Regions from separate parts of the Homo sapiens genome. Here regions 1 and 2 are each linked to region 3. The links are chromatin loops, found by intact Hi-C in ENCODE. Cell type or tissue: PC-3. All regions are shown on one strand.

Region 1 (8,000 bases), 620 kb after region 3:
TTCATACATGCATTTGATATTTTGACAGAAAATCTCAGTTATGTCTATTTTCTAATGTATCCTTAGTATAAAATCTGCTGGTAAGCATGGATATTTAGAAATTTAGCCAATCTTCGTTATTGTCAGTTGACCTTTTTCTTTAGGGTATCTTTTTGTTACTCCTAGGCATGATAAAGAGCCATTCTGTCTTCTAATGCCCAAATACTGCACACAAGCTGTTGGCAAACCCGTTTTAATATCAGCCTTAGCAGAAGTTAATTGGGGAGCCGGCACTGGAAATAATTATCATAACCATAAGAATTTTTTTAAAAATCACCCTTTCCTTCTCTGTGATTGAAGATAGTATTTACATCCTTTCCTTGTTCCTTTATATGAGCCTTGGATTTCTGTAGCAGCAGCTTGGGGATATTTAACCATTATACGAAGGTGAAAGTACTGTCATCAGGAATAAAAGCCTCTAAAATCTTTATTTGGCAGTTGTGCTTGGTTTTATGTAGAATTTCCTTATTGAGTTACTGTTGAATCTCAGAAATGTATAACTTTTCCCTTCATCTTTAGTTCATAATAAATGCATGTGAAAAAAAATTCTGTGTAATGTGTAAACATCTAAATAATGCTAGCAGCCAAAAATTGTCTAATGCTTGTTGTCTCCCGATAACTATGCCAAGTATTTTATTATTTAACCCTTAGAAGAGTTTTATGAGCAAAATTATCATCTCTAATTTTCTGTCTTAGTCTGTTATCTGCTGCTATAATAGAATACCACAAATTAGGTAATTTATAAAGGAAAGAAGTTAATTTGGCTATGGTTCTGGAGGCTGGAAAGTCCAAGAGCATGATGTTGGCATCAGGTGAGGGCCTTCTTGCTGCTTCATAACATGGAGGAAGAACAAAATGAAGTTGAAAGATATTTCTTTTTCTTATTGCTTAGGATAATACAGCTGATAATGGTGGAGCCAGAACTTAAGAATGGACAGTCTGACTCCAGAGCTCATCCTCTGAACCACTGTGCTTTCTGCCTCTCCAAGTGTACCCTGAATGCTACTTTATTAACTTCCTCTTTACCTCATCAGCACCCTTGCTTCCTCATCAGCACCACAAACTACAATAGACTAATTTCTCCAGGACCCTAAGAGATATTGGGCCATGATAGATTTAACAAGATTTTATTAGAAAAAGCACCTTTTCTTATGTCCACTTGAATAGCCAATAAAATAAAAAACTCAAAATAAAGGCAGGAGGATAGAGGAGGAACCTGTCTTTCCTGACATCTAGCAAAATAATCCCTTTTAGCATAGCTGGTCATATGAAACTCAGCTCCTGGTTAGCTGTCTAATGTGCAGCTCCCCAAGATTACACAGCATAGAGAAGGTATCCAACTTGTCATTTGCTAGGCGCCTGAGAGGGTTTGTGCATATATGAAAAGAAACAATTTTTTAGGGGTCACTGTCTTACAAGTCCTAATACTGCTTTAGAAAATAATGGGCATATAAGAACATTATAGTTTTGCTGTAAGTATAAATCTGATTAAAACATAAGATCAAGACACTTCGGGGAGAAGTGAATGGTGAATCCCATTTTTTTTGTAATTTAACAAATATTTATTAGACATTATGCCAGTGATTTTTCTAGATACTGCACTGAGACATTTTCCACCTTTAAGGAGGTGTAGAAAATGAACTTCACACATAATGTAGATCAGAATGTGAGAGATAGAAAGTTACTACTGAGATTACAAAGTAGGGAGTGATTGCATGTGATGGGGGGCATCAGGCAAAGTTTGGCATTTGAATGAATCTTCAGGATGAGCTAGGCAGCCCCACCCCAGCACTGAAGACAGGACTAGCTTGCCTACCTGCCCTGTCTGGTATTCACTGATGCCATGATGGGGGGAATCTTTAACACCAGAAGAGGACTTGTACTTCACTGAGAAGGTGGGTGATACATGCTGCCCCAAGGTTTGTCCTTGATAGAATGTGGGCCAGAGGGAGGGTAGAGGAAGAATGTGGTTCAAAGATGAGTATAAGATTTGGAGTCTTAAGAAACTGGGAATTTGATATCATTAACAAATATAGGGATCAGGAGAAAGAGTTTGTTTTTATTCTTACCTGGAAATTCTCATCTACTCTCAGGGGAAACTGCAAATTGAGTGCCTGTTTGCTTTATGAGTTAGTGTACTTTTGGTGTGGCTATTAAACAGAAAGAAGTAATGCATGAATTCCAGGCTGTTGAATCTTCAGTGCAGAAGAGAGACTAGTAATTAAACATTCTGTCAGCTGAAACAGGTGTTCTGTTTGTTTATTACTCACTGATTATTTATAGTGGATTCGAAACTCTCAGTCGAGATAGCCTGTATGGTCAGCAGTGATCTCCAATACTTAATTATTTTCTTAGATGTTTATACTTTGTTTTAGGTGTATAAATTATTTGAAAAGTTGTTTTTTATTTAATAAAGTGTTTGCAACTCCCTTGATTAGAATTGTTTGACTTCAAACTGGAGACTTTTGAGACGAAATTTCGTGAGAGAGCCGTGGAACTGAGTGGGAGGAAAGGAAGATGAGTTTCCATAAATGGTGTATCTAGAATTAGCGAGAAAGTAGACTCACAGCACAAACAATCCTGACCAAGTTTATGGTGCTGCCAGGGCACATGGACTTTCTCTCCTCTTGCCTGTCTATGCGCTTACTAACTTGGCCATGCCAGACTTAACGCTTGTCTAAATTGCTTAAGGGGCCAGGACCACTTGTCTCCCTCATTTTTTCTTTGTGCCATAGCATCTTCTTGCCTCTGTTAAGTGTCACATGTTAATAAAGGAATCTGCATGGGAGATCAGCATGTGTTTGAGTATCAGCATTTGCATGTACAGCTTTAGATTTCCAGATTTACAAAGGACACTTTCCTGCAGCATAAGGACTAGTTCTTTAAAGATGAAACAAAGAGACATTCATTTGTGGTCCTCGAAACAAATTGGGCCTGCTAGCCCATTTGGACAGGAGCACTGATGCTTTCCAAGTGGGCTTCCAAAGTGTTTCATCTTCACCTTCAAAGCCAGGCCATAAATTGTGGAATTGTTTTCACTGTCCCTTAATATGAGGCATAGCTTTTGCTCCAATGCTTAACCTATTTCAATGCCCCTGTGTAGCTGGCTAGATAATATTTTGTTTCTTAGATTTTCCTCCACCACCCCTATTCATTACCCTTAGTTTAAGTTTGACAGCATGCAATTACCTTTTAAAAGCCATACTTATTTAATTTTGGCTCTGATTTTTGAGGCACAAGAATTTGAGCATTTATTTAATTAAAAAGTTTATTGAACTTTTTTCATCTCTAGTCTGAATTACAGAACTTTACATCTCTTCTAGTCAAGTGGCTGTTAACGAGGAACACGCACCAGAATCAAAATTTACATGTCAGGTCCTTCTATAGATTCAGGAGTCAGAAGACAGAGAGATACTTAATGGAGAAACAGCATAACAGGCACTTATACTAAAGAGCACAGGCTCAGAGCTTTCCACCTGGCCCCGCCTCTTGTTTGAGCAAATTTCTCAACCTCTCTGTGCCCCAGTTTCCTTACCTATAAAGTCGGGATAATCATAATATCTGCAACGTAGGGTTCTTGTAGGGACTAAGTGGGTTAATGTCAAGTGCTCTGAACACTTTTGGCATGTATTAATGTTACTGCTACTGGGAAGCTTTTTTAAAGCTTCTAATGGTCAATCCCAGTTGAGAGCTTGATTTCGTCTTTTTATGTTATAACTGAAAAAGCTGAGGCTCAGGGAAGGTTAAATGACCTTTTTGGAGTCACAAAACTAGGAAGGGGCAGGCTTGGGAAAAGAGTCCATATCTCCTGAAATATCCACTCTTCTTGATTTGCCACTTTACTTTTCACAAGTGAATGTTACACTTAACTCTGCTCTTTATCATGAGGATGAAATATCTGTACTTCAGTTTCTTGCCAAAGAACTTAACTTTGTCCTCTCCACTGGGCAGGTCTTGACACAAGCTCTTCGAAGAAATAAGATTTATGAAGAATTGTATGAAGGATTTGGAGTTTCTTTGTTCATCACAGAGCTTCCCAACTTGGCAGACAGAGGAAAGGATAATATTTGTATTATGTTATATTGGCATTGAATTAGATTATGTTGGATTGCCACCTATGGATGAGGCTGGTCATTGCTGGAGGTGACAGGCCCCACCCAGTCTCCAAGGGTTGACAGAATCAGCATCTCCTGACATGTTTAAGAGAACTAGTCCAGCAAGTGTAGTTTTAAAAAAATGTTCAACAAAACTATATACAAAAATATTTATAAGTGGTATTTTTAATTATATGCTTTATAAGTACAAATTTACATTTATAAACTTATCAGGGAGAACAGTGAGACAGTTTTGATAAACTCAAAAATGTGGATAACAGTTGCAGAACAGTATCAGTAACATACCTAATTTATTTCTGTATTTTGTTTTGGTTGTATGACATTTGGAAAATCCTTATGCAGCTGCAAAAGGTTTTAATTTTTAACAAGCTCATTTTGTCTTGATATCCCCTTGAATTAATCTTAATAGAAACTGGAAATAATTTTTTTGCCTCAACATTGAATTCATAATAATACAGCTATTCACGTGCCTCATAATAGATATAAAAGTCAGACCAGAAGCACCCAAAACTTAGCATCAGTACCAGTCAATGATGTCACTTTATCATGATGCAACGCGGTAGGCACTTTAGTATTATACAGCTGTCTATTAGATCATGGTGAGGGTGTGTGCCAACTAGTTGTACCTGCTCTTGGCCTGGCATTTGTTTGAGCATGATGGATGTGTAGGTCATTTGTACAGTTTTATATGAACGGACATGTGCAGACTTGAATTTCCAAAAGAATACCAACGCAGAGTTACAACTTTCCTAATCGGTGACTCACTTATACAAAGAGATAGCAGGAGATACATTTGTCTAGTGTCAGCACTTGAAGCAACTTAATGTAGATGTGGTCATCAGTAAGTTAACATTTGTTGTGCTATATATTTGCCTGCATTTCCTATTATTTGTTTTTGTACTTAAAGGCTAAGAAGTCTTTAAATACAAAATATTCATATGGAAAATTGATGGAACCCCTAAAGTACTTCTTCAGAGCCTAATTTGGTAGCCACTGTTCCAAGGAATGTGCCATTTATCCCTGGATGCAGCAATATTATCAGAAAGCCTTGTGCATTAACCACATAGCTATTTGCCCTTGTAGAATTCCAGTACTTGGGCCCCAGGTGATCCCTTGACCGTGCATTGCACATAGAGTATGGCTTTTAGGAGGAACCACAGGAAGACGCTCCTTCCGGCATTAGAGCTGGGAAAAACAGAACTTCTCTTAAGCCCAGGACCTGGTTTTACTCTAATGAATACTCAATTTCGTAATGTTGTATTTCCCTATGTTCACTACTAAGAAGTTATGAGTCAGCTTTGCATCCAACATTAGCAGCTCTGCAGGATCTCACTTTCAGGTTCATGTGTCTGTGGAAAAACTACTCCTGGGTTGATTTTTTCTTCACTTACCTTGAACTTTATATCTATTTTTGTCTTGTGGTGTTGCATATATTTTTGCCAGCAGCCTCAAACTTTTTGGGGAAAGAGGTAGAAGCAAATGTTTCTCATGCTCTCTGTTTGACTACCCTTAAAATCACAGAAGGAACATTGCTTAGTCACCTTCTTTTTTCAGTTTGTATAGCAATCGTTATTTTTATTATCAAAGTGGCTCACTTGGGAATGCTGATATTTTGGATATCTAATGCATTTCCATTGGAAAGGAGAATCTGGTCCCTTCTCTTAATGGCCCTGCAAAGAAATTAGTGGATGCACAACAGTTTCCTGGACTGTCAGTAAACATTAAAGTCAGCAAATACTCAAAATCATGATTTCTAGCAACTTTTAGCTTGATTGACATCTTTGTTGAAAGTTTTTTAAAATGTGATTTTTCTTATACCCATTCTTGGTAGGAATTTACTTTGGCATTGAATTAATTGCCCCGCCTTTAATTATTTGAAGACAGGAAACATTCAGCAACTTGCCTGGATATGTGTTTCATATGCAGAGGTTTGTATTACCTGTATTTTGCCTGCTTAATAAATCACAATTTAAAAGTATTGGTTCTGACTTTTAAACCTCCTGTGAGGTATGCATCTGCTTCATTCTCTCTTTTTTTTTTATTATTTATTATACTTTAAGTTCTAGGGTACATGTACACAATGTGCAGGTTTGTTACATATGTATATATGTGCCATGTTTGTGTGCTGCACCCATTAACTTGTCATTTACATTAGGTATATCTCCTAATGCTATTCCCTCCCCCCTCCCCCTACCCCACGACAGGCCCCGGTGTGTGGTGTTCCCCTTCCTGTGTCCAAGTGTTCTCATTGTTCAGTTCCCACCTATGAGTGAGAACATGCGGTGTTTGGTTTTTTGTCCTTGAGATAGTTTGCTGAGCATGATGGTTTCCAGCTTCATCCATGTCCCTACAAAGGACATGAACTTATCCTTTTTTATGGCGAATAGGAACACTTTTACACTGTTGGTGGGACTGTAAACTAGTTCAACCATTGTGGAAGACAGTGTGGCGATTCCTCAAGGATCTAGAAATAGAAATACCATTTGACCCAGCCATCCCATTACTGGGTATATACCCAAAGGATTCTAAATCATGCTGCTATAAAGACACATGCACACGTTTGTTTATTGCAGCACTATTCACAATAGCAAAGACTTGGAACCAACCCAAATGTCCAACAATGATAGACTGGATTAAGAAAATGTGGCACATATACACCATGGAATACTATGCAGCCGTCTGCTTCATTCTCTACCTGAGTTCCTGATAAACCTCTTGATAAATTCCCAGCCTTGAGCATGAAGGAACATTCTTCTGGAAGCAGTTCATCATGCCATTGTTGTTCATTCCTTTCTTTTCCTCCTCTCCCCTGCTTTCCTTTCAATGTCTGCCTAACAGTACCAGCGTTTCCTTGGCTTGTGTAGACAGTAATGATATATCTGTTGTGAGTCTTTCTGGATTGCTTTTATTTCTTTACAGGGCTGTTCATTTGTACCTCATTGTTATTACACAGATGTAATGGTTTTTCTGACCTCTGATACTGCTAGACCAAGATGTACTCCATGGGTCCCACCACTGACAAATGTCCAGGGCAGAAGAATTTTAATACCACATTGAGGAGAAATGAGGAGATGCTTCCTAAATGATCTTGGATGGGAGCAGATTAGGCAGTCTTCCATTCTCCACTTGTAATGCTGTTAGTGTTTAAAACTTCCATCAGCAGGGTCCTCGGAGTGCTGCTGCCACACTGACACGGTTGCCAGGCTGTCTTACGATGGCTACAAGACCTTATATTTTCTGCCTCCTCTCCCCATAACTTCTCTGACTTTATCTCCCCTTACTGTCCTCCATCACTTCACTTCAGCCATAGTGGACTCCTTGGTGTTTCTTAAGTGCACCAGGCCTTCCACGTGCCTTACACCAGGTTTTCCTCCTCTGCCTGCACTGCTCCTCCCCTGGATCCTTCTGACTTGTTCCTTCATATCCTTCAGGACCTTGCTCATGTCACCTTCTCCATCAGCTTACTTCAGCCACCCTTTAAAAAATTGTAATCTGCCTCCACTTCACCTGGGCATTCTCAATCTCAACCCCCCTCCACCCCCCCACCCCGCTTTGCTTGTGCTATTGTCATAATACCATCCCCTAACATATTGTATAATTTGCTTATTTTTGCTTATTATAAGCAAAATCAGTAAATATTTTTGAATGAAAGAATAAAATGCTGCTTTATATGGCACAAAGGAAGGCTGGGTATGAGCCCAAATCCCTAATTGCGGAGGCATTTTTATCTTGATAGCCAAACTCATGACCTATTCCTGGGGTACATATTTCTCTCCCTCCCTCCCTTCCTTTCTCTCTCTCTCTCTCTCTCTCTCTCTCTTTCTGTCTCTGAGATGAGCAACTAAA
Region 2 (8,000 bases), 300 kb after region 3:
TCACATATAGTTACCTGATTTAGTAAGTTACTAAGTGTGGCAGATTGTGGTTTCCAAAAATGGCCACAACAATTCTTTTCATCCCGTATGTTCTTCCAGAGCCTTCTATATCTCCTTTCTTGAACCCAAGTCAGCTTTTGTGGTTTCCTCAATTAACGGTTCACAGCAAAAGCATCACCATGTAATTTTTGAACATAAGTTATAAAAGACAATACAGCTTCCTCCTAGCTCCCTTTCAGGTCACTTGCTTTTCGAACCCAGTCACCACGCTATGAGGAAGCCAAGAACTTACATGGAGAGACAAGGCGCAGGCATTCCTGCCCACATTTTTAGCTGAAGTCTTAGCCAACAGCACCTACCATACATGTGAGTAAACAAGGCTTCCCAATATCCTGGCCTCCACACATCCAACCCTGGTTTATATCACATGGAACAGAGATGTACAGTCCCCTCCAACCCTGCACAAATCACTGGATCATGAGTTAAATAACTGATGGTTGTTTTAAGCCACTAAGTTTGGGATGCCATTTATCTACTATTCAGCAATAGATAAATTGAATCTTAAGTGTAAAATAATTTTATTTTAAAAAGTGTTATTATGTAACACATGCCTCATGTTTTTTAAATGAACTTCAAAAAGGGACAGGCAACTTAAGCAAAAACTGAATTATGGCTTTTTCTACATGTACAGGAGGCATAATTCTATTTAATAATTTTAATGTTTGAATGTAGTTAAAATTAATTAAGTCTGGGCACAGTGGCTCGTGCCTGTAATCTCAACACTTTGGGAGGCTGAGTGGGCAAATCACTTGAGGTCAGGAGTTCAAAACCAGCCTGGCCAACATGGTGAAACCCCGTCTCTACTAAAAATATAACAGATTATCCGAGCATGGTGGTGTGTGCCTGTAATCCCAGTTACTCAGGAGTTTAGGGCAGGAGAATTGCTGAACCCGGGAGGCAGAGGTTGAGGTGAACCAGGAACATGCCACTGCACTCCAGCCTGGGCAACAGAGCAAGACTCCATCTCAAAAACAAAAACAAAAAAAAAAACAATTTAAGTACTACCTCACAACCATTAAGATGACTACTATTAAGAAAAACAGTAAATAATAAATGTCAACCAGAATGTGAAGGAATTGATACCCTTGTGCATTGTTGGTGGACAAGGTTTAGCTGCTGTGGAAAACAGTATGGTGGTTGCTCAAAAACTAAAAGATAGAATTACCATATGATATAGCAATCCCACTTCTGGGTATATACCCAAAAGAATTGAAAGCAGAGTCTCTAACAGATATCCATGTTCATAGCAGCATTATTCACAATAGCCAAAAGTTGAAAGCAACCCAAGTGTCCATCAACAGATGAATGGATAAGCAAAATGTAGAACATACACACAATGGAATATTATTCAGTCTTAAAAAGGAAGGAAATGCTGTCACATGCTACAACACAGGTAAACCCTGAGGACATTATGCTAAATGAAATAAACTGGTCACAAAAAGACAAATACTATATGATTTCATTTATATCAAGTATCTAGAGTACTCAACTCATCATGATAGAAAGTAGAATAATGGTTGCCAGGAGCTGAGGGCAGGGGGAATAAGGAGTAGTTGTTTAATGGATATAGAGTTTCACAGTTTTACGAGATAAAAAGACTTCTGTAGATTGGTGGCACAGCACTTTGTGTACAAACACTACTAAACTGTATGCTTAAAATAGTAAATTTCATGTTGTGTATATTTTACCACAACTAAATGTTTTTTTAATTAATCAAGATGTTTTTGATCTCAATGATTCCAGAGTTCACCCTACTCTTAGTCATTCTCTCATCATATAGGCATAGCTAATATTTATTATCCAATAAAATCACCAGATTTCCTTCTAGATTTGCAGAAGCAAAATGGCTCATGAAATTTAACAATGTTTAGGCCAATAAACAGTTTGGGAATCAGACACTTATCTCATTGGTTCGTTAATAATGCATTCTATAACCAATATATGGTGGCATGTAACATCTTTTTTAAGGCTGATGATCAAGGTCTTGGTCAGTGTTTATTTCTATCAAAGTTCAAATCTTGTGATCTATTATAATTCATTCACATTTTATATTTCAAGTTTGAAATACATACAAACTATCTGATTCTCATACAGTTATATTTCTAGATGTGATTTCATTGATGTTTATGGTAGAGGATTACAATTTACAAAACTATAAAACCTGCTTTATTTGCCCTGTGTGGCAAATAGTTCAGCTTTCTCATTTTACATTGCTGAACGAGTTGAAAATATTTTGCAATTACTTCGGTTATTAATTTCAAAAAAAAATTCTATCAGTATTTCTATGAGGGATTTGTAATTGTAATTTCAGAAGCCACACGCCCAACGGATGGACTGTTTTTTTTTAAAGATACCCAAAAGCAGGGTTGAAGTTTGAAAACAAAGAGAAAAATCATAGTTAAAAAAATAGTATATAGTTTTTTATTAAAATGAAAAAAAATCATGTAAGAAACTATAACGAGGTCAGGCGCGGTGGCTCATGCTTGTAATCCCAGCACTTTGGGAGGCAGGCGGATCATGAGGTCAATAGATCGAGACCATCATGGCCAACATGGTGAAACCCCATCTCTACTAAAAATACAAAAATTAGCTAGACATGGTGGTGCATGCCTGTAGACCCAGTTACTCAGGAGGCTGAGGCAGGAAAATCATTTAAACCAGGGAGGTGGAGGTTGCAGTAAGCCAAGATCACACCAATGCACTCCAGCCTGGCAATAGAGTGAGACTCCATCTCAAAAAAAAAAAAAAAAAAAAAAGAAGAAGAAGAAATTATAATGAGAACTAATTTTAGAATTTAAATTGTTCCTTAATGCTTTTTGTTTATTTATGTTGAAAAGGAAGGCTACTCATATCAGAGATACCTTCATGATGACAGTGCTTAGTAAGTGATTTGTAGTTACTTTTGCTTTCTGTCTTAATACTTGGGTATCACACACAGAAAAATTAAGAAGAAAAATAAAAAAAGGAATTTCCACTCAACATTTCCCAATTTGAGATTATTTTTCTATTAGGAATAATTTCAGAATTTTGTCAAGCAATTTTCAAATAATAATACTTTTTGTGGTTTATAATACCATAATCCACGTGGTTCAGTCTCAGAGCAGTATTATGGCTAAAAGTATACAGTCCTTGCAAACAAATTTAATTTCAAAATAAATGAAGCCCTTTTCTTGTATGTACTGAACACTATGATGAAGACACATGAGTTTCAGCAATTCTTAAAATCCTCTTTTTTCTCCCCTCCACCCAACACTATCATATATAATGTCTGTTCCTGGACCTTTCTCAAATCTCCAAAAAATCTCCTCTACCTTCAACCTACATGACTTTTTCTATTATTTTTCCACTTACTTTTCTTCTTCTAGCCCCTCATTATACAAATTGACATTATATATAAATGGGAAATAAAATGTATATTGACACTAAATCATTCTCCCTCATCCTCCTACTATTCCAATGAATCTCTCTGCCTGTTATTCTATTCTTTCTCTTCAAAGTCAGGAGAAATGGAAAGACACTTTTTGAAAGAGAAAAAACAATGACTGAACAAACCTGAAATTCTCTTTTGCAGACAGGTGGTAAGTATGAGAGAGAAACTAAAAATCTTCATACACCCATAATTTTTAGTTCGTTGCATTCTAATGGCTACAAAATTTACTGCCCTTTCAATGAAAGTATAAAGCTGTTCACAGAGAGTATCTAAACTTAAAATCCTGAAACCATCATTCCATTCAGACCATAATTTTTAAATAACATCAGCAGCAAGAGCTTAATAAATTGAAGGTTCTCCTCACTTCCTTTTAAGTACCTCAGAGAATTTAAAACCTAGAAGAGAGAGTTAGTTCAACTGTTTTTGCTCTACACATTTTTGCTTTGGAGAGTTGTAGTGGTTTGGGTTAAAATTTTGACCCTAAGCACTGTGATATTCCCTCCCACGATGTGAGTCCCAAGAAACATCTGGAGTCTTCTGCAATGGGTCTCTGAATTTTCATTTCCCTACGTGGTACATATACAGGTTGCACATTATGATTTAATCAGCTGTCTAGAAAAATAGGCTCTTAGAATTCTAACACACTGGAACCAGTTGTGGTGTTTTTAAAGTAACAGCAGGACCACACTTACATCCTAAGACAGCACTCAGTCAAGAGTTCTTTATATCTCTTTTACAGTTCCTCTCTTCATACAAAGTAAACTTTTCTTCCTTTGGTCAAAAGGACATAGGACGAGCTATCTAAATGAAAGCACAGTTCTCTTGTGTCTGATGAATCACTAAGTGACTTGGTTCAACATTAGGTCACTGTGGAACACAGACTGTAACAGAAACACATAAAAGCTCTGACAGGGGAGGGGAGAGATGCTATTCTGGAATATCGTTGCCAGAGTAACATAAACCTTGTGTGTTTTCACAAGGAAATGAGTCACTTGTTTCTGTTGGCTAAAACTCTGTTTTCTTTAATTTCATATTTTAGCTGTCTAATATATGCTGAAAGAGCCCAGGGTTTCCAGTCTTCAGACGGAGATAACTTGCTAATTAAAAGCTCAACAGAGGGTTTTGCATGGTAATTAAACAGAACTGGATAAAAGAAACACTCAAGCAAACAGGAGCACATAGCAAATGCAAGGGTGAGAGCACTCAAACCACAATCAGTCCTCTAAGAGGGCCTGGGGAGGGGGAGCAATACCCATTGAGATAATTCAGAAGACAACAACAACTACAAATAACATTCACTGGACCCAATTTGCTAAGAAAAAAGTATAATATACTCAGACAAACTCAGGATATTTTGCCTGGAATTATTGAGTTATTTTCACGTTTTCCTTTTTTTTTTAAGATTTACCATTAGAAAGACTTACAGCAGGGGCTACACACACAGAAGCCGTCTGAGCTTGGCTGGTGACAAACTAGTGATGCAGGCTGACTATGGGACAACAGGGAGTGATGGGGACTATGGCATTCAGTCAAAAAGTTTAAAATGCTGTGCTTTGCATAATGTATTTAATATTTTACCTGTGAGCCAGATTCATCCTATAGGGTACTAGATCGGGACCTCTGTTCTTGAGTGGCAAGAAACACATGCTTCTTCATTTTTATTTGAAGACTGGCTTTCTTTTAAATATATCCACTGATAAAAATGTCAATATTCATTCAAACTTTTAAAATTATTATTGATATAGATGTCTATATTAAGAATCCTGATACTTAATATATACATACATACATATATATGTGTATATGTGTGTGTGTGTGTGTGTGTGTGTGTGTGTGTAGTTCTCCTCCAGTTTCTTTGCTTTTACGTCCCAAAACATATGGCCATTTGGTACTACTCTGCCTATATTTTTTCTCCCTGTTCTTCTTGATACCTCTTTAAGCAAATAGTCATTACCATCTACCTCTAATGGGTTACAGCCTCTTCTCCCACACCCCAGAAACCTATTCTCAACTGCCCACTTTACCGGAACTGTTGACCTCTTAATCGCCCGCCCTAGTGGACTTTCCAGCCCTGATTCCCTTAGGCCTCCCTAACTCTGTTAGTCCTTACTGGGGACACTCCTTGTTTGTAATACTCTTCTTCATCAGTTTCCCCCTTAACCAAACTATGTTAATTCTCTTTATCCTTCAGTCCTCTGTTGACTTCCATATTTAAATTATCCAAGTCTGACCTCTCTCCCTAATTACCTTCTGAATATTTTTACTGATATCCAATATTCCACTCCAACATAATATTTTAAAAATCACACTCCCCATTTTCCTCCTCTAAACCAGCATCTCTTCCTGACTTCTTTATCTCTGTCAATGGTACAATCATTCTCTCCACAAGACAGTCTCAAACCAAGAAGCTGTCTTTGATTCTTCCCTTTCCTTTCTTTCTCCTACACACAGGATTAGTCGCCAAGCTTGTTGGCTCTTGTAAAGTAATCTATTCTATATCCAAGCCTTCTTTTCTGATCTCATAGCCACACCCTTGACCAGAACCTTGGTTATTATCACTTAATGCCTAATGTATTCCAACACTTCCCTAATCAGTCTCTGCCTGCAATCTCTCAGTGCTGCAACCCATCCTGCTCACTGCAGCCAGATATGCTGTATTTTAAACTCCGCTGTCATGGCTGACCCCTGCTCAAAGCTTCCAGTGACATCCTGTGCCTGTAAGTGCAGACATGGCAGTGTAGTGTTCAGGTTCTCCAGGAGGGTACCTCCTCTTACATTCTTATTTTCCTCATCTCCCACCTGAAGTCCTTCTCTTTCTGCACTGTTTCACTCCTTGTCCTTGAGCCTTCCCACCACCCAAATGATGCCCCCCCCTTCTAGAAAAAATGACCCTTCCCATTTTACCCCTACCCACTTTCGTGGCTCACCTCACTGACCACCTCCTCCCAGAAGCCTTTCCTGATCATATAGGCACTTTCTGCCATATTTCAGCTTGTGTTTATCAAAGACTTCATGAGTTTGGGTCTTGTGCTCTTCAAGAATTCTTAGCCCTCTAAACAGAAGAAGTCTTGTTCATGTATACTGTAGTCACAATGATATAGTTGCAATAGCTTTTCTATAATTATTTCTTGAATAAAGATGGTAATTATCTTAATACTGGCATCTATAGCTACTAAGTTGTACAGAGTGGAATATACATCTTAATGAGTGTGTTTTCAAGATTTTCATAACTTTTTACAGACATTTGTTCATCTTTCATGCATGTCTGAAAGATTTAAGAACATTAATTAAATGTCTAATCAATTTGTATCATAATTAACTTCTATCCAAATCCTTATTTAGCATCCATGTTCTTTCTTTTCTCCTTAGAAACATTTTCTTCTTCTCAGAGATATTTCTTCCTGCAATTGTATTTGTATCATATATACTTTATCAATTCTCATTTTTTAAAACCTGTTATTCAGTTTTTAGAATTTTAACTCATAATGTAGAATGTATATAGTCTCCCATTTTTCAATTGACTAGGATAGTCTCCAATAATAGAATTGCTGGGTCTAAGAGTATATGATTTTGTAATTTTGACAGATACTATCAAATAGCTATTTATAATAGAATGAACTATTTTCCTCCCACAAAGATGATGTCTAAGAGTGCCCATTTCTCCAAAGTGGGACTAACACAGTGCATTATTCAAACTTTTGGGGTTTTGTCAGTTTAATAGGTGAAAAATCGATTAAGGGTAGTTTTTAACAATTACCTTTGTTGCAGTATAATTTATATAATAAAATTTGTTTTAAGTATATAATGTTTTGAGTTTCGACAAACATATATGACGGTATTAATGTAATCACAACCACAAACATTATATAGAACATGTATAGAACATCACACCCAAAATCCTTCATGCCCCTTTACAGCAAATTCCCTAACCCCATCCCAAGCCTCTGACAACCATTAATTTGCTTTTAGCCACCATGGTTTTGCCTTTTATAGTACTTCATGAGGAATTATACAGTAGGCACTCTTTTCTGTATGGCTCCTCCTATTAATAAAATGTTTTTGAGCATCATCTGTGCTGATGTGTGTACCAATCTTTCATTCTTCTCTGTTGTAGCATAGTACTGCATTGTAGGGATAAATTAAAATTTGTTTATCCACTTACCAGTTAATAGACATATTGGTTATTTTCAGTTTGGGCCTATTATGAATAAAACCATCATGAATAATTGAGTATAAGCATTCCACATGGACAGTTCTATGCAAACCTGCCCCCTAAAGCCTAAGGATGCTGAGAGGCCAAATAAAGAGGCTAACAAATCCAGTTTCTTAAAAATAAATATTTAATAGGGACTTATAAGCAGAAACGATGTCTCAGGTGGCTGTGAGACAGTGGATACCCACACCTGCCCTTTGGAAAATATCTTTTCTATAGCAAGCTTTTAGGGCAAAACATGTGCAGCTGGTCACATCTCAGATTTTCTTGCCAAAACTCATGACTACTGGAGAGGTT
Region 3 (8,000 bases):
GGTAAGAAATGTTATATCTAGGCTGGATTTCAGGGATTTGTATCATTCTTTGTGAGGGAAATTACCATTCAAAATGACATTAAACATTTTTGTAAGCAAGTATTCTTTCTGAATAAAGCATAAAGGAAAAAAAAGGATATTGACAATCAGTTTACCAAGGAAACTGGGGAAGCTGAAAAGTTAGGCCAGGTAAGAAATTAAAAACTTCCATTATCTACTTGCCAGTTACCAGGCTGCCTAATTCAGGAGGAAATGCATCAGTGAGGTTTTAGGATGAGACAAATGACTAATTCTAACAAAGGGGAATAACCCCTCATGGCATAAAGTGTTTGTGTCATGAACAAGAACTGGTTTAGTCAGGAATACATGCGTGATCCTTTAGGTAATCATAGCACCATTACGTCCAACATTTTAGCAAGGTGAGGTAAAGCAAAAGACACCGATTTAAATACAACTCAAGAACAGATCAGAAATCTTGGCTGAAATGGATTTTAAAATAACTTCTAAAAAAGCCTAGAGGCTAACTAAAAACGTTAATGCAAACACATGAAAATTGTTTGCCAAAAATAAAATGTCCAGGTATTAGGGATGAATTAAAGATTAGGTAATTAAATAAATAATTTTAGAAGCACATTGCAAAGTTTTCTGAAATCAGTAATAACAAGATTATTTTTAAATATATCAGATCACAAGCTATGTAGATACAGAAAAGTTATATTGTGGATAAAAAAGAAATAATGTAGAGCCAATGAATTCACTTATTCTTTTTTTCCTGATAAGAAAAGTGATCACCATATAAAAAAGAATTCAGAAAAGACAGATTTTTCTCCCTTTTTCTGACTTTTTATTACCTGAAAAATTTGAAAACATTTCAAATTTGTAATGAAACCCAGTTTTAAGGAAAACTGCTTGAAAAAAGTTCCATAGCTTTTTTATTTTTTATTTCAAAGGAAGATGTTAGAGAAAGATGTTAAGGCTGAACTCCATTTCCAAATTAATATTGGAAGCAGATAGTTGTGAGGTATGAAGGAAAAAGTCAGGGCACAGCAAGATCACTGGAAGTGGCTGATAACCACCCAAGATCTTCTAATGGACTCCAAACAGGGCTATTGTTCAAGACATAACAGCTGTGCATTGGGCCACTGTGGCAGTGGCTGCCATGTGACTCCAAATGCTCTAGGGGTAGTGGTTAGAACCTGCTGGTAAGCCTATAAAGTCTGTGATGAAAGGTAAGATTCCAAATAAGCAACAGGTGAAATATTTTTGGGGGTTCTGGCAACAATGCTAGTACAGAGAAAACTGTGTCTGATTAATCTGCTAGTTATTTCTAGAAACAGTTTAATTAAAATTTTTTTCAATCGTGAAAGCAATGTATCCTCATTGGGAAGAAAAGGAAATACAGAAAAGTATAAAGAAGAAAATAAAAATCCGTTATCATCATCCCACTACTCAGCAATACCCATAATAATGTCTTGAAGTGTATGCTTACAGTTTTCCCCCATACATATGTTTTCTGTCTTTTGTAAATTTTGTATAAAAATAAGATAGTACTATTTTGTGGTACGCATCTTTCACATAAAAACATACAAAATGCAAATCTATGTCAAAAAATATATAGATTTTTTCTAATAGTGGTATTGCTTGGATATTACGTAGTTTATGTAACTAATCTTCTATCTTTTAAATATGTAAATTATTTCAAGTTGCATAATTTAAATAAATTACTTTTAAAATCAGATATTTGGCATTCAGTATATTCTTTATGTGTATTAATCCATACATATTTCTGAATCACATTATACCCTCAGAGTATAATATTATGCTCTGTGCAGCATCTAGCATATCAGACAATGATAGTATCTTTATCCATACTCTGGAAGGGATTTTAAAGCCCTGGCATGCAATATTTCACTGTTGAAAACAATGCAAAGCCAAACATCCTTGCTTGCTTATTTCTTAGGATGAATTTCTAGAAGTTGAATTCCAAGGCAAAAGGGGATGCACATTTTTAAGGCTTTTGCTATATACTGTGAAACTGGCCTCTTGAAAGGTAAGCCAGTTCAGCCCCATACGCCATTTCCCCACACTCTTCTCAACACTGTATATATTTACCTACCATTCTGTTTAATCTTTATGAAGCTGATGGGTTAAAAAATGCATCTCATTCTAATTTGCAGCCCTTCAATTACTAATGAGGTTGACTATTTTCTTACAGCAATTTGTCTATCTTTTTCTTAGGAATTGTTAATACATATTCTTTCTGTGAAATTTCTGGGGGAGTATTATGTGGTGCAAACAATGGGAGAATCCACTGATTTAATTTATTTTTATAAGAATGTTAAGTTTCTGGGAGGCAAGGCCATGTCAGCAATGAGTTGGACTCCTGGACTCACTGCTGATTTGTGTTAATGATAGGGCCTTAACTTGTAGGGAAAGACTGATCTGACATCTTAAAATATGATCAGAAAAGGAAAGGGTGTCATGGGCTTAATAATACACTGTTGGGAGCAGAATACGGGAACATCTCCTGAGACTGTGTGAAGAGATAGAAAATGGTAGCTAAGACTAAAATGTTGCTGGTAAAGTATTATAGTGGTGGTAGGAAACACTTACTTCAAATACTTTCAAAAACATTTCATTTCCACTCAAAGTCTTTAAAAGCCAACTGTTCAATGTTTTCCAGATCACTGTTTTTTAAAAAATTAACATACAGTAAAATAGACTTTTTCATGGTGTTAATTCTATGAATTTTAACACGTGTAGATTTAACCACCACCACAGTTAGGATGTGGAACACTTACATCTCCCCCCAAAACTTCTTTGTGCTACCCTTTCGTACCCACACCTGTCCTCTTGGCAACCACTGGTCTGTTTTCTGTCACTTCAGTTTTGTCTTTTCAAGAGTGTCATATAATTTTACATTCCCATCAGCAATATATGAGTGATCCAGTTTTCCATATCCTCACCAGCACTTGGTATTGTCAATATTTTTTATGTTAGCCATTGGGATAGGTGTATGGTGGTATGTCATCATGGTTTTAATGTGAGTTTCCCTAGTAGCTAGTGATGTTGAGCGTCTTTAATTTGGCACCCATATCTCTCCTCTGGATAAGTCTCTGTTCAAGTCTTTTGCCTGTTGTTAAATTGGGATATTTCCTTACTGTTGAGTTTTGAGAATTCTTTATACATTCTGGATATAAGTGCTTTGTAGGATATGCAATTTGCAAATATTTCCTCTCAGTTCTTCTATTATTATTATTATTTTTAGACAGTCTCGATCTTGTTGCCCAGGCTGGAGTGCAATGGCACGATCTCAACTCACTGCAACCTCTGCCTCCTAGGTTCAAGTGATTCTCCTGCCTCAGCCTCCTGAGTAGCTGGGATTACAGGTGCCTGCCACCACGCCTGGCTAATTTTTGTACTTTTAGTAGAGACAGGGTTTTGCCATGTTGGCCAGGCTGGTCTCCAACTCCTGACCTCAAGTGATCCGCCTGCCTCAGCCTCCTAAAGTGCTGGGATTACAGGTGTGAGTCACTGTGCCCGGCCTTTCTATTTTCTTAACAGTGCCCTTCATATAGTAAAAGTGTCAGATTCTGGTGAAGTCTCAGGATCTGTCTTGAATATGCTGTGTGGATGCTGGTGGGTGATTCAAGCTCCCAATCTCAATCTCCCCCTCATCTCATCCCCATATAGTATGTGGTCTCCACACCCAATTCCCAGGACTTCCCCTTCACCTCTCCTGCTCACAAAAGTCAATTCCATTGTTAATTACATAATGCAAATAAATACTTGATTTGCTTTCAAAATTAATTCAGCATGAGGCATGTTTATTACATGTTTATACATATATATGTTTACCCATTTCAAAGTCATATACCTTTTGGAGGTAGACACTTGGTCTTCTATTCTTGCCTGAGCAACACCTGGAATATCAGAAGATGATAGAGTATCATCACTGGAAGGACTTAGAACCCTGGTCCTAAACATGTAGCCTGTGGATCAGCAGCATCAGCATTGCCTGGGGGCCAGTAGAAAGTCAAACTGTGACCCTACCCCAGGCCTATGAGTTAGAATTTGTATTTTAATGAGATCCCCAGGTGCACATTAAAGTTTTTGAAGCAAGCTGTACAGCTCATCTGGTTCTCACTCTTACTTTCCAAAGAAAGATACTGAGGTCCAGAGAGAACAAGGCTAGCCTTCCAGGCCAGTGGTAACTGGGGCTACAACCAGGGTGAGAACCCAGCCCTCTTTCTCCATGGCTTGTGTGTTCTGCACAGCACCACCTGCCTCCAGCGTTTTGGATGACTGTACACCTCAGCCTGTATGGGGAGCATCTGCATTTGTCCTAATGTGGTCTTTCTCCAAAAAGACTCCTGTCACTTCTTATTTCCAATATCCCCTAGGGATATCCAACTTTCAAAATGTAGACTTCTAAATTTTCATAGAGAAATGAACTAAACACTCTTTGGGGGAATAAAGTGATTCTTTTCCCCTTGCATTTGTTTACTTCTCTGTAAGCTCCTGAGATGGCTAACACACTAGTTGTTAATCACACCATCTGTTCAAACAGCATTTCTAAATCATTCGATTCATACTTTTCTTTTTAAGGAATTTTTTTTTTCTGAACAATATGTTTGTGCCTGTGTTCCTCCCATCATTTGGCAATGCAGTTTGAGCTATTTAAACTTTCCTATTTATTGTAAATGGCTTTTCAATCAGCAAATATTTTTTTAAATGTTCATACACCACAAAAAGCTGTGTCTACTGACTTTTCAAACATTGGAAACAGTAGAAAAATCTGTTCCAGTCTGTCTGCTGTCAAATTTTTAACCATCTGATTATATTTCAATGAAGTGTTTAGGAAGATGATTTATCTGGCTGACCCTGGGAAATTTTCCTCATTGGCCCTGAAGATGGCAGTGCTCTGCAATTTAGTACAACTCTTCACTTTTTTTTTCCCCCTCCTCTAAAAGGAATTTCTGGAATGGCAGAAAGTGGGGGAGGATTCACTAAATCTGAACCTTCTAACGCTTAGCATAAACCTCTTCTGAACCCTGGGACAATTTGGTTTATCTTTTGGTCCCTTTTTGTTGTTGTTGTTTAAAGCTGTACCCAATGCATTTCCTGTTTCCAGCCCGGATCAGAAATGGAAATAGTTTAAAGGTTATTCTCATATCATGGGTAACCAGGAAGTGCCTATATAGCTTACTGAGAAGCTGCTTTTCACAAGACTGCTTAGCTTTAAAAACAAACAAACAAAAAAATCTAACAAAGGCTCAATCCAAGATAAGCAGGAGCTAAGAATACTGGCGATTCTGAATTCCTACTGGACCACATCTTTGGGAGCCGGCCTCTCCTGGTTTCCTCTTCTTTTTTTTTTTTTTTTTTTTTTTTGAGACGGAGTCTCGCTCTGTCGCCCAGGCCGGGCTGCGGACTGCAGTGGCGCAATCTCGGCTCACTGCAAGCTCCGCTTCCCGGGTTCACGCCATTCCCCTGCCTCAGCCTCCCCAGTAGCTGGGACTACAGGCGCCCGCCACCGCGCCCGGCTAATTTTTTGTATTTTTAGTAGAGACGGGGTTTCACCTTGTTAGCCAGGATGGTCTCTATCTCCTGACCTCATGATCCACCCGCCTCGGCCTCCCAAAGTGCTGGGATTACAGGCGTGAGCCACCGCGCCCGGCCGGTTTCCTCTTCTTAACAACGGAGGCCTGCTGCCTGCTGACATTCTTTATATTTCATAGCGGGGTCTGGAGGGGTTTAGAGGGACACATGCTCAGGCTTCAGGCAGGATAGACCAGAGGGCAATTTCTTGGTCCTGTCATTGTTAGGGTATGGACATGGGAACAGAGGCGGGGACAGGAGTGTGTAGCCTTACCCAACTTTCTTTTGGGATTGTGAAAGTTTGGTGACAATTCAGCTAGCCAGAAAACATTTATTAAAAACAATTAGGGGAGAGGCCTTATATTAAATGTTGTTATAAATAATAATAAACAGCAATATTACGTGCCATAAGCCAATTCCCTTGATAAATATTTTAGCAACATCTCATTTAATCTTTACCCACAACTGTATGAGGTAGGTAATATACCTATTTTTTTTTAATATGTTAACTGAGGGACAGAGGGGATAGGAAATGTGGTTAAGGTCCCACAACTTGTATGTAAAGTTGTTGAGTAAAATGTCCTATGGCATTGCCTAGGGCACTCCTCAAAGTGTGGTCCCTAGACCTGCACCATTGGCATCACTGGGGAACTTGTTAGAAAGGCAAATTCTCCATCTGCGCCTGGGACCTGCTGAATCTGAAACTCTAGTGGTGGAACCTGACCATCTGTGTCTTAACAAGCCCCCCCAAGTGATTCTGATGCACATTAATGTTTGAAAACCATTGGACTGGACTAGGCAGTTATCTGTGGTAACTTGGCAGAAAAAGATGGCGCTCCAGTGCCAAAGTGCTGAATGCTGTGGAAGGGAAGTCCTCACTAGCTGCCAGTGGGAAGGATGGACAGGTAGCATAGCCCCTAATGTACATCCTTGTTTGGGCGAAGGCTGGGCTGGCTTTAAACTTGCTTCTACTCTTGTCCTTGAGGTGAAGGGCATCTTCCAGGAGGACATTTCTCTCACATCACTTCCCACCACCTATTTTCCAAACCTTCCCCCAGGCCTGGGGAATTCTTCTCTGGCTTTGAGGGGATGAAGGGATTGGAGATGGAGGTATAAATGAGGACAACTACCAAGGAATCATCTCATTTTCTTCTAAATCTTTCACTCGCCTTTTGAAAGTCCAAAGCCAGGAAAAGATTCCTTTCTTTTCTACTTTCTGTGATCTTCTCCTCTATCAGACAATGAGCTTGGAACAGGTGGAATGGAAGGTGAAGAGAGATAAAAGTAGGAAGGAGAATATACTGCTTAGTGTTTCAAAATTATTGCAACACACTGGAATCCAAACTACTAGGTTTTTCATACTCCTCCTCAAAATGCCTTGGGCAGAGATCTCGGCACACAGGAATAGAGCTATCTCTGAGTTCTTGAAAGTGATTTGAGAAGCTCCACTTACATCTTCTCAGTGGAAAAAATCTCTCCTCTGTCAAGGATCTAATGTAACTTGTTTCTTCTTAGAAGTTTGCTCTTTTAAGTAAAGCTTAGATCTATTTGGACATTTATTATTTAGAATGCAAATTTCTTCCTAAAGAATACACCTTACTTTGCCAGATGCTTGCTGGGAATACCCTTCTCTTTCTTTCCATCTGTCCTCTCTAAATCCCTCCTTCAGCATCCATCTTAATTTTAAACTACGCTTTAAAATATTTGCTGATCACTCCAGCCAGTATTGCTCTCTGCCTTTTCTTACCACTTATATCACTTACATGTTTGCTTTCAATTTAGAAACTTCTTTTATACTGTCTTATTTTATTTTCTATTTCAAGTCAGATTATTTCATGTATAAACATGTTTTGTCTCCTCTAAACATTATAATCTTACAGGGATGGGAATCCCTTCAGTTAAGGAGGAAACGACTTCCTCTCTATCACTTCATGATAATGTGAATGCTGAGGTTATTTTAAGATTGCGTTGTACTGTGGATCTGTATTTGGGACTAGGTCATACCCACACCAGGGACGCAGCTGCAGCTGAAAAGTAAGGTTAAGCCTAGTGTCTGTCACTAAGGGAAGGAACATATGTATTAGACCAGCACAGACGGCGCAGGAGAGAGGAAGGGAGTGCTGTCCTGGGCTTGACTTTGAGGGAGGGTTGAGATATCTATGGTGTGTAGAAGTGAAGGGGAGGTGGGGAGATTGTGGTCGTGAGGTGTGTTAAAGCCAGTATCTGTCACATGGAGGTCTGTACTTAAGGTTATTTTTAAATGATGCTCAGAGACCCTTTAGGGATTCCAGAAGGTTCCAGAGAGGACTCTCAGGGATCTCCTTAAGGTGAAGGTCAGTAGAAAAGTAGAACCTGACGGAGTTTTATCTCTTCACTTACTAGAACAGCTCTAAGAATTT

What was found. Hi-C counts contacts between places; a loop is a spot of excess contacts. Peaks named below come from ENCODE experiments on the same cell type or tissue, not always from the same donor. Only the 100,000 strongest peaks of a DNase experiment are listed, where the experiment ranks them.
Region 1: a loop joins it to region 3, with 11 times the contacts of the local background. A loop is called at or near these places in 8 of 110 quality-filtered maps.
Region 2: it touches region 3 in a loop (5-fold over the local background); 8 of 110 quality-filtered maps call a loop at or near these places.

Annotation. Positions count from the first base shown.
Region 1 is chr2:160,349,528-160,357,527 of GRCh38, reverse strand. The region is part of intron 2 of RBMS1 (RNA binding motif single stranded interacting protein 1); the gene reads left to right. Among named protein-coding and RNA genes, the nearest start is that of MIR4785, 54 kb to the left of the region's middle. In PC-3, a CTCF peak has its summit at 4,146; DNase peaks (open chromatin) are centred at 2,157 and 4,807; H3K4me3 peaks cover 834 bases; H3K27ac peaks cover 4,370 bases.
Region 2 is chr2:160,662,933-160,670,932 of GRCh38, reverse strand. No RefSeq gene overlaps it. Among named protein-coding and RNA genes, the nearest start is that of RBMS1, 170 kb to the right of the region's middle. In PC-3, no CTCF peak of the experiment used is centred here; a DNase peak (open chromatin) is centred at 4,382; H3K4me3 peaks cover 1,257 bases; H3K27ac peaks cover 2,326 bases.
Region 3 is chr2:160,967,341-160,975,340 of GRCh38, reverse strand. No RefSeq gene overlaps it. Among named protein-coding and RNA genes, the nearest start is that of TANK-AS1, 190 kb to the left of the region's middle. In PC-3, CTCF peaks have their summits at 4,718 and 4,917 (motif pointing right); DNase peaks (open chromatin) are centred at 310 and 5,020; H3K4me3 peaks cover 355 bases; H3K27ac peaks cover 736 bases.